Regions from separate parts of the Homo sapiens genome. Here region 2 is linked to region 1. Evidence: read pairs that join two places in POLR2A ChIA-PET (ENCODE). Cell type or tissue: OCI-LY7. All regions are shown on one strand. Each heading gives the region's core, and the rest is flanking DNA. Links, peaks and the distances in the headings are about the cores only.

The links. ChIA-PET counts read pairs that join two places held together with the same protein. Peaks named below come from ENCODE experiments on the same cell type or tissue, not always from the same donor. Only the 100,000 strongest peaks of a DNase experiment are listed, where the experiment ranks them.
Region 2: POLR2A ChIA-PET joins it to region 1 with 7 read pairs; 4 of 35 experiments call an interaction of 5 or more read pairs at or near these places.

The regions. Positions count from the first base shown.
Region 1 is chr4:76,762,617-76,767,010 of GRCh38, reverse strand. The region is part of intron 9 of SHROOM3 (shroom family member 3); the gene reads right to left. The region is part of intron 1 of SHROOM3-AS1 (SHROOM3 antisense RNA 1); the gene reads left to right. Among named protein-coding and RNA genes, the nearest start is that of SHROOM3-AS1, 38 kb to the left of the region's middle. In OCI-LY7, for the core only: no CTCF peak of the experiment used is centred there; no DNase peak of the experiment used is centred there.
Region 2 is chr4:76,992,151-76,996,544 of GRCh38, reverse strand. It overlaps SEPTIN11 (septin 11), which reads right to left. Exons shown (of 10, transcript NM_018243.4): 2 at 6-120. Among named protein-coding and RNA genes, the nearest start is that of SEPTIN11, 45 kb to the right of the region's middle. RefSeq lists an enhancer at 1,985-2,134. In OCI-LY7, for the core only: no CTCF peak of the experiment used is centred there; a DNase peak (open chromatin) is centred at 2,254; H3K27ac peaks cover 939 bases.

The DNA.
Region 1 (4,394 bases), core at 300-4,299:
GGCTTCACGGTGCAAGAAAGAACGGAATGAGATGAAAATGTATAGAAGTGATGCAGGGAGGCTTCTGTGGAAAGAACCTGATTTTGGAAAGTTATTAATATTTGCTGGGCTCTAATGTGATATCTCATGGCTCAGCCACAGATGCTAAGGCCAGAATTACTGAGTGGTCACGTCAGTCACTCCTGGCTGAATGTTCCTCAGTTAGGTGGCATTTGAATTTTTTAAAAGCCCTAACGAGCCCCTTAAAATATGATAATTTGAATTTTAAAATGCAGTTAAGAGGGATTTGAGAAACTGACAGCAGCAAGAGAAAGCTGGCTGTACTAAATAGCCATTTCTTTGCCAGGCAGATCTCTTCCAAAAAACCTACCAATGTCTACCAGAATAACTCACCGGGGGAGGGAGAAGAGGTGTGTTTTGTTTTAAATAACACACTAGTCTCTCAGGAGCTACTTAATTTGTGAAATCATTTATCCACTTCTCATCTGGCATAAACTGTTAGCTCACCCTGTGTGAGATGCTATTTATACGAGTTCTTCCCCCAAACATAGCTTCATAGACCCTGCCTCCCACCTCATCCTCTGCAGAAATGTCCTCTGGACCCTTCCCCACTTCCTGCCTACAGCAGGATGAACACTGGACAAGGAGGCAGGAGGCTCTGACATAACATTCGGCATCAGGCAAGTCACTTGACCTTCTGTTTCTCAGTTATCCACAGCGAGAAGAAAATAACACCTGCCGAAAACTAATAATAATGTCTAATTAATTATTCAGCTCTTTCTCTGTGCCAGACACCATTTAAGTGTTTTACTATTCAATTACTACTTGCAACAACCCGGTGAGAGAGGTATTATTATTATCCCCGTTTACCGATGAGGAAAGTGAGGAGGATAGAGGTTAACTTGTTCAAGGCCATGCAGCTGGTACGTGACAGAGCCAGGCTTAAACGCAGATCATCTGGCTTCAGACTTTCATCACTTTATTAAAATAGCTCATAAGAATACTATGAGGCTCAAATGAGGCTGGCGGAAACCACAACATATGATATTAGTTTCAAAAGAAGTCATAACAGAAATAACGAAAACCATGAGGATGAAAAGAAAAGCCTTGTTTCTTTCCACTGTTGAGTTTTTCAAAAGCATTTTCTAGAAATTCGACTTCTCAAGTCATGAATGTTGAAATGGAGGCCAGAAATTTGAAGAGTTGAAGGCTGGTGCAATCACTTTGGAAAATATGAAAGTATTATACACATTCTAATTATATTTTTTGTGCAGTCGTAAGATTAGACAACAATTTGAAGATGACACACCGCTCATATTAGATAGATGTCTGTAGGGGGAATACTCCTTCCCCTGACAAGACCACATCGCCAGTAACGTCACTCTACACACACAGTTGGCCTCTGTGTGTCTCCGTCTTAAGAGTAATTCAGGACTACTAGCCAAGTGGTTGGGATTTAGGAATAGAGTGGAATTCAGCTTAGCTTGTAAAAACTAGGACGAGATAAAGCCATTTCTAGCATATAGGCATTGCTGGCATAATCACAGCTCACTACAGCCTCAACCCCCCGGCTCAGGTGATCCTCCCACCTCAGCGTCCCAGGTAGCTGGGATTACAGGCACGCATTACCACACTTGGCTAATTTTTTTTTTTTTTTTTGTAGAGATGGGGTTTCACCATGTTGGCCAGGCTGGTCTTGAACTCTTAGACTCAAGAGATCCGCCTGCCTTGGCCTCCCTAAGTGCTGGGTTACAGGCATGAGCCACTGTGCCCAGAATCTACAAGAGTCTTTAAAACAACTTTAAAAAGAGACCTTCTCAGCAAAGAAATAGAAACTATTTTTTAAATGTAAATTTTAGAACTGAAAACTATAATATTTGAAATTAAAAAAAAAAAAAATCACTGGCAGAATGGAGATAGGAAAGTCAGTGAACTTGAAAACAGACCAACAGAAATTATCCAATCTGAAGGACTGAAAGAAAACAGATTTAAAAAAAAATGAATGGAGCTTGTGGGACAATATGAACTGTCATTGAAATACTGTATCACTAGTCACTAAAGTCCTGGAGGGAGAAGATTAATGCATTAAGAATATTTGAAGACAGAATGGCTGAAAACTTCCAGAATTTGGTGAAAGACATAAATTTACAGAATCAAGAGGCTCAGCAAACCCCAAATACGATCAACTCAAAGAAAACTAAGTCCATCCAAATCATAATCAAAATGCTAAAGACGAAAGAGAGTGGCCAGAGGAAAACAACACATTGCATACAGGAGGAGCCAATATTTAAAGGACTGTGCATTTCTCATTAGAAACCATGGAAGCAAGAGGAAAGTGAACATTTGTTAAGTACTGAAAGAAAAGAGTCAACTCAACCCAGAATCCCATATCCAGTGAAAATGCCCTTCAAGGGTGACAGTGGAATAAAGACATTCCTAGATGGAGAAAACTAAAAGAATGTGTTATCAGCAGACCTATTCTGAAATAAATACTGAAAGGAAGTAAGACCAGAGGGAGAGCTGGAACTTCAGGAATGAAGGAAGAGCAGCGGGAATGGGCAGCTGAGAACCAGTGATCTCCTGAGAAAAGCTGACTCAGAGGAACAATAGATTCCTTTTGCCTTTTGAAATATTCCTCTAAGTTTCTGAAGCCAAAGCCTGTTGGACTTCAGAATAGGGAATTATGTGATTGGTTTAAGTAGAATTTTGCTTAATAATAAGGCAGGCTTTAGCCAAAAAATTGACAGCTCTGATTATTTACACTGTCTTTAGTTTTACGTATATCAAAAGTTCAGACAATGGAAGTTTCATATTTTAACTGATACTTACATTTACTTGGAATATTATTCATCATCTAGGATATATAAATAGAAATATCAAAGTGAAACTAAAGTGTTATTTTTAATTTATAAAATAGTTATTAGTAAACCAAGACTCTAGTTCCTAGCCTAGATATATATCTTAGGTTATTAATAACTTTAAATATTAAATAACAAATTATTACTTTGCAAAAGTTGGTCAAAGGCTACATTCTACCTCAAAACAATATTGGAGAATGGATATTGACCAAGTATCATTTTTCTAAACCATCATTAGAAAAGCTTGTTGTATTTCAGGAAGAAAACTGCATTTTGCTGAATATATTAAAGATGTTTTCAACAACATCACTTATTTAAAACTTTGTGTTTCCAAATCAGATATGTAAATGTAAGTGATACCAATGAAAATTCAATTACACATTTATAAACTTGTAGTTCATTACAACAAACTAAAATCTCAAAGGGTTCTCCATTGTCATATGATAAAATCCGAACTTCAGCATTTCACACAAAGCCCTACATGACCTTATGACCTACTGGCTCTTGTGAACCCTTCCAGCCTCATCTCCCACTGTTTGTGGCCTTCCTTTGTTATTTTCTAAATTTGGTAATTTTTTTTTCTTTTTTGAGACAGGGTCTCACTCTGTCACTCAGGCTGGATTGGAGTGGCACGATCTTGGTTCACTGCAGCCTCTGCCTGTCGGGCTCAAGCGATCCTCCCACCTCAGCCTCCCAAGTAGCTCAGACCACAGGTGTGTGCCACCATGCTCAGCTAATTTTTTAGTTTTTTAATTTTTTTTTTTTTGAGATGGAGTCTCGCTCTGTCGCCCAGTCTGGAGTGCAGTGGCACGATCTCAGCTCACTGCAACCTCTGCCTCCTGGGTTCAAGCAATTTTCCTGCCTCAGCCTTCCGAGTAGCTGGGATTACAGTTGTGCGCCAACACACCTGGCTAATTTTTTATATTTTTGGTAGAGATAGGGTTTCACTATATTGCTCAGGCTGGTCTCGAACTCCTGGGCTCCAGCAATCCTCCTGCCTTGGCCTCCCAAAGTGCTGGGATTACAGGTGTGAGCCACTGTGCCTGGCTTAAGCTTGGTGATTTTTTATTTAATCATGAGCCTTTGTTACATTCCAAAATATCAAACTACTTGAAGCACCCTTCTTTATCATACACATTCCATGCTTTTTCTTATCTTTTGGTTTCTCCTTATGCTTTTCCTTTTGTCTCGAATGCTCCTGACTCCTACCGATACATTCTTCAATGCTGATCTCAGGTTTTATCTTCCTGGAGGAGGTAAAATCTGACTCTACTCTCTTGAGTCAGGAACTGCTCCTTTGGGCTCCCCCAGTAGAGTCCATGTGTCTATCAGAAGACCAATAATGTAGTGCTAAAATAATCCACCTCTCTTGCCAGTCTAAAGTTCCAGGAAAGCAGACACAGTGTCTTATTCATGTTTGTATGCCCAAGGCAGAGCACAGTGTCTGAAACAGAGAAGGTGTGTTCTCACTAAGCATTTATGAGCCTAACATTTTACACTCACAAAGTGATGCAAACCCTCAGGCCACTTACAGCC
Region 2 (4,394 bases), core at 98-4,097, 230 kb before region 1:
CTTACCAACACAAAGGATGTTGAAACAGAATCCTTGAGAAGTAGACTTGTTGACCAGCTGGTCAGGGAGGCTGTCAAATCCCACATGGCCAGACAAAGACAAGTTTCGAAGCTCTTCATTCTGCAATTTCAGGGGAGAAAGATTTGAGTGTCCATGAACCATGCCACCTGGATATCACATATCACAAACATTACATTCTTTCTTCTTCTTCCCTTGACATACATGGAAAAAGGAGACCCTCCACAGCTGCCTTGGCTTCTACACAGCTGAGGGCACTAACAACTCCAAAGCCAAGCTCTTTCCACAAAAGTCACAGTCTCCCAAAGCAGACCATCTCCCTGAGCATCTCATTCCTTGTTACAAGTGTACTGGTCCAGGGAAATTTGAGCTTCTAGAGGTGACTATTTCAGATATGCATTAAGTGACCAAAAAAACACAAAAACCTCCAGTCATTTTGATCACTTTCATTATTCAAGAAAAGCTTTCAATTTACTGTCAACTCATAGTGAAAAAATATTTAACACTCTTCCAGATACATAAAAGAACTTTGAAAAGCTCACAGTGGAGGATTCATACTCCTTACAATGATGACAATGCTCTACCTACCATAAATGCAGCATATTTAAAACTTCTCAGCACATGAGCTGGTTTCCTCTCCTCCATTAGTTTTACAGGTTTCTTGAGTCTTCTTCCCCCTCTTCACCCTGTAGCTCCTAGCACAGGCTCTGTAACTGCTGGAGTTTTGCAGAGTTTACCGATGTAGACTAGGGTAAGGTAGTTATCATACATTTTAAAATCACATAGGATATGGCTGGAAGCTAAAGTAAAATCACTGGGTGATTTATGCTGTTATATAAAATGGTACTGGCTGCCCCCACAACTTTGAATGCATCCCGTGGGTGTTGGAGATAATCTGTGAAACCTTTTTTTCTCAAGATGCAGAGATCAGCTACAGTCCCTCAGTTATAATATCATGGTTATGGTTTGCAATTTCAGAAATTAGACACTGAAAGTCTTCTCCTTGGAGACAGGACTCCTAGTGTTCTGGCTGTGTTGTCAATGAACTTTATATTCAAAATACTGGAGTCCAGGTGAGAAAATGATCCTCAAAGCTCCATTTTTATTTTTATTATTTATTATTTTTATTTTTATTATTTATTTTTTGAGATGGAGTCTCACTCTGTCGCCAGGTTGGAGTGTAGTGGCACGATCTCAGCTCACTGCAACCTCTGCCTCCTAGGTTCAAGTGATTCTAGTGCCTCAGCCTCCCGAGTAGCTGGGATTATAGGCACGCGCCACCACGCCCAGCTAATTTTTGTATGTTTAGTAGAGACAGGGTTTCACCATGTTAGCCAGGCTGGTCTTGAACTCCTGACCTCGTGATCTGCCCGCGTCGGCCTCCCAAAGTGCTGGGATTACAGGCATGAGCCACCACACCCAGCCATTTTTTTTTTTTTTTAGAGACAGGGTTGCACTGTCACTCAGGCTGGAGTGCAGTGGTGTGATCATAGCTCACTGCAGCTTCAAACTCCTGGGCTCAGCCAGCTTCAGCCTCCCAAGTAGCTGTGACTACAGGCATGTGCCACCACTCCCAGCTTCAATGTTCCATTTTATTTAAAAAAAAAAAAAAAAAAAAAAAAAAAAGCTTTGTACAGGATCACTTAGTCAATGTTTTCAAAAGACTGGTTTTCATCATCCTATTTTTATGTTACATAATCAAGAGGGTGATTTCTTTTAACAAGCAAGGACTAAGACCCCATTTCAAATGTTTGTGGTCACTATATAGGCACAGAAATGTGACTCCAGAAATGCAGTGATTTTAAAGGACTTCAATGGTTTTATTAATAATAAAATGTCTAAAGTCCATATCAGCTCTAAAATTCTGATTCTGTGAAATAAGACTAAAAGCCACCACACTGCCTGAATACCATGGTGGCAGCTGCAGATTTGAGGTCAATGGGACAGACAACAGATGTCTAGTCTATGAATAGTTTCCTTGAAACCTGCCAACAGTGAATATGAGACTCAAGAGTAGGCACTTATCCTTGACCAGGATGGCATGGTAGGCAGCTCACCAAACAGCTTCGAGGGCAGGCCCCAGTGGGCAGCAGTCCTTGTAGCTGGGCAAGCCTTCCAACAATACTGTACTTCTTCCAGCCCCAATCCTTGTACCTGCCCCTTCCTCTTTAGATACCTCAAAGGTTCAGACAGCAGGTGTTTTTAAGGTGTTTACCACATCCGCCAAGACTTGGGGGAGGAGGGTTTGAAATGAGTCCTGGGTTATTTTTAGAACTCTTTCCACCTAGCTGTGCAGTAGCTGTTGTGTATCAGGCTAGGAGAAGCCATGGCACCAGCCTTCATTTCTGCTACATCACTGACTTCAACCGTTCGTGAACGGTATGAAAGAGACAACGCAGGGCAGAACTATCATCCCACATTCCCTCTCTCCACCGCCACATAATTCTGTTAATTTCAGGGGGAGGGGAGAATGGTTTATTGCTCTGGATTCTGGATCGCTGGGTTTTTAGATACCAGATATCCACCTATGAACCAATCCTGGGAAAGAATCAGAGTTAGTAATTATAGCTCTCATCCCAGAACCCAAAGCTCAGCATCTCATATTCTCACCGTTTCCAAAACACGAGAAGCCACCCACACACCCACTAAGTATTTTTATACCCATTGAAAACCACATACAAAATGAAGGGTTATAAAACAGTTTGGTCTTGACATTTTTGAAATTTAAAGTTGTATCTTTAGAGTCTGTCTTCTAACACTGTAATATAGAATATGTAAATTTTATAATACAGTTTTTACATTTCATAATTTGAGCCTAATTCTCTGCCCAGTATTAAAGGAAACCTGAGAGTCACTGCCCATCAGTATGTGATGGGGGAAAGGGAAAAAGAAGTTCCTTCTCTGGTTTATGAACAGGCTTAAAAACTGGAGAGAACGGCACTGGAGGACATGCACAGGGCAGCTCTGAGCACCTTACCCAGTGCCTCCAGCACAGCAGCTGAACCGCATCCCTCCAGTCCAGCATTTTATAGCTCTTCCCTTAGCTACCACAAGCCAAGGATTGAGGGGTCTTTTTTGAGTCTCCAGGCCCAGTTTCAGGGAACTGCATATATTCCATGTCGTTAACACTAACACATCTGGAAACGACTCTCTGAATTTATCTCTAATATTGAACTCTGCTTGGCATCCAGTTCTGAATTTCTATCAGAGGAACACTTCTCTTGGGTTGTCCCATCTGTACTTCAAACTTGATGTTCATGAAACTGAAATCATATTCCTCTATCCCAAACTCGCCCCTTCTCCAGAGTTCCCTATTTCTGTTAACAGTACTTAGCCATGCTTGAGACCAGCTCCCCTCCCACCATCAACTCTGAAGTCTTATCAATACTACATCCTCCACATTTCTATTCCTACTAATTCAACAGCCTCCCAACTGGCCTCCCTGACTTGATCTCACCCTCTCTAATACTTCCTCCCTCCACCTTGCCATCAAGGGGATCTCGGTACTCAAGGTCCCCAATCCAAACTCCTTGGCCTGTCATTTCAGGGCCCCATGGGCTAACCTCAAGTCTCCATTCCTACTGAACCTCCCACTTCTCCCCAGGGAGCACCTTACACTGCAGTTAAATTAAATGACCACTCTTCTTGGGACAAACCCAGGTTTCTTCCCATCAGAATTTACTCACATTATTTCCTCTATGTGAAAGGCCCTTACAGCCAGTGTTTACATATCCAAATCTTCCAGATCCCAATAAAATTATACCTCCATCATTGTCTTTATTATGAAATCTTGGGGAAAATTTCACCAAACATTCTTCTGACCAATAAAAGGAAAATACTGATTGAAAAGCTGCTCAAGCTATTTGGAATTCCATCATGATAATAACAGCTAACATTTATCCCTTCCAATGCTCCAGAAAAGCCCTAATTTCTCTCTCTTAATAATTCTATAAATTAGTTACATTGTTACCCAAACTCAATTTACAGATGAGAAAACAGAGGCACCGTTTAGTAACTTGCCCAAGGTTTCCCAACTAGTAAAGTCAAGGTGCTGAAATTGGAACCCAGGAAGTCAGGTTCCAGAGTTGTCGAACATAGTCATTGCTATCTCATGAAACTGAAATTTATCTCATGAACTGAATATTAAGTTCCCAGGTAGCCCCAGACAGCATAATTATTTCAGCTGTTATAAAAATCCAATACATTAAAATAGAAGGAAAAAAATACTCTGAAACCATGATTCTCTGGCAACCTTAAGAGGTGGAAATTGAGAATTAGAACTGGCAAAGTAGCTCCAAGTATATTTTCGCTGATCCTGGCAATGCCAAGACCAAATATGATTTTTGTAGTGATGGCACATGAAACCTATAATATAA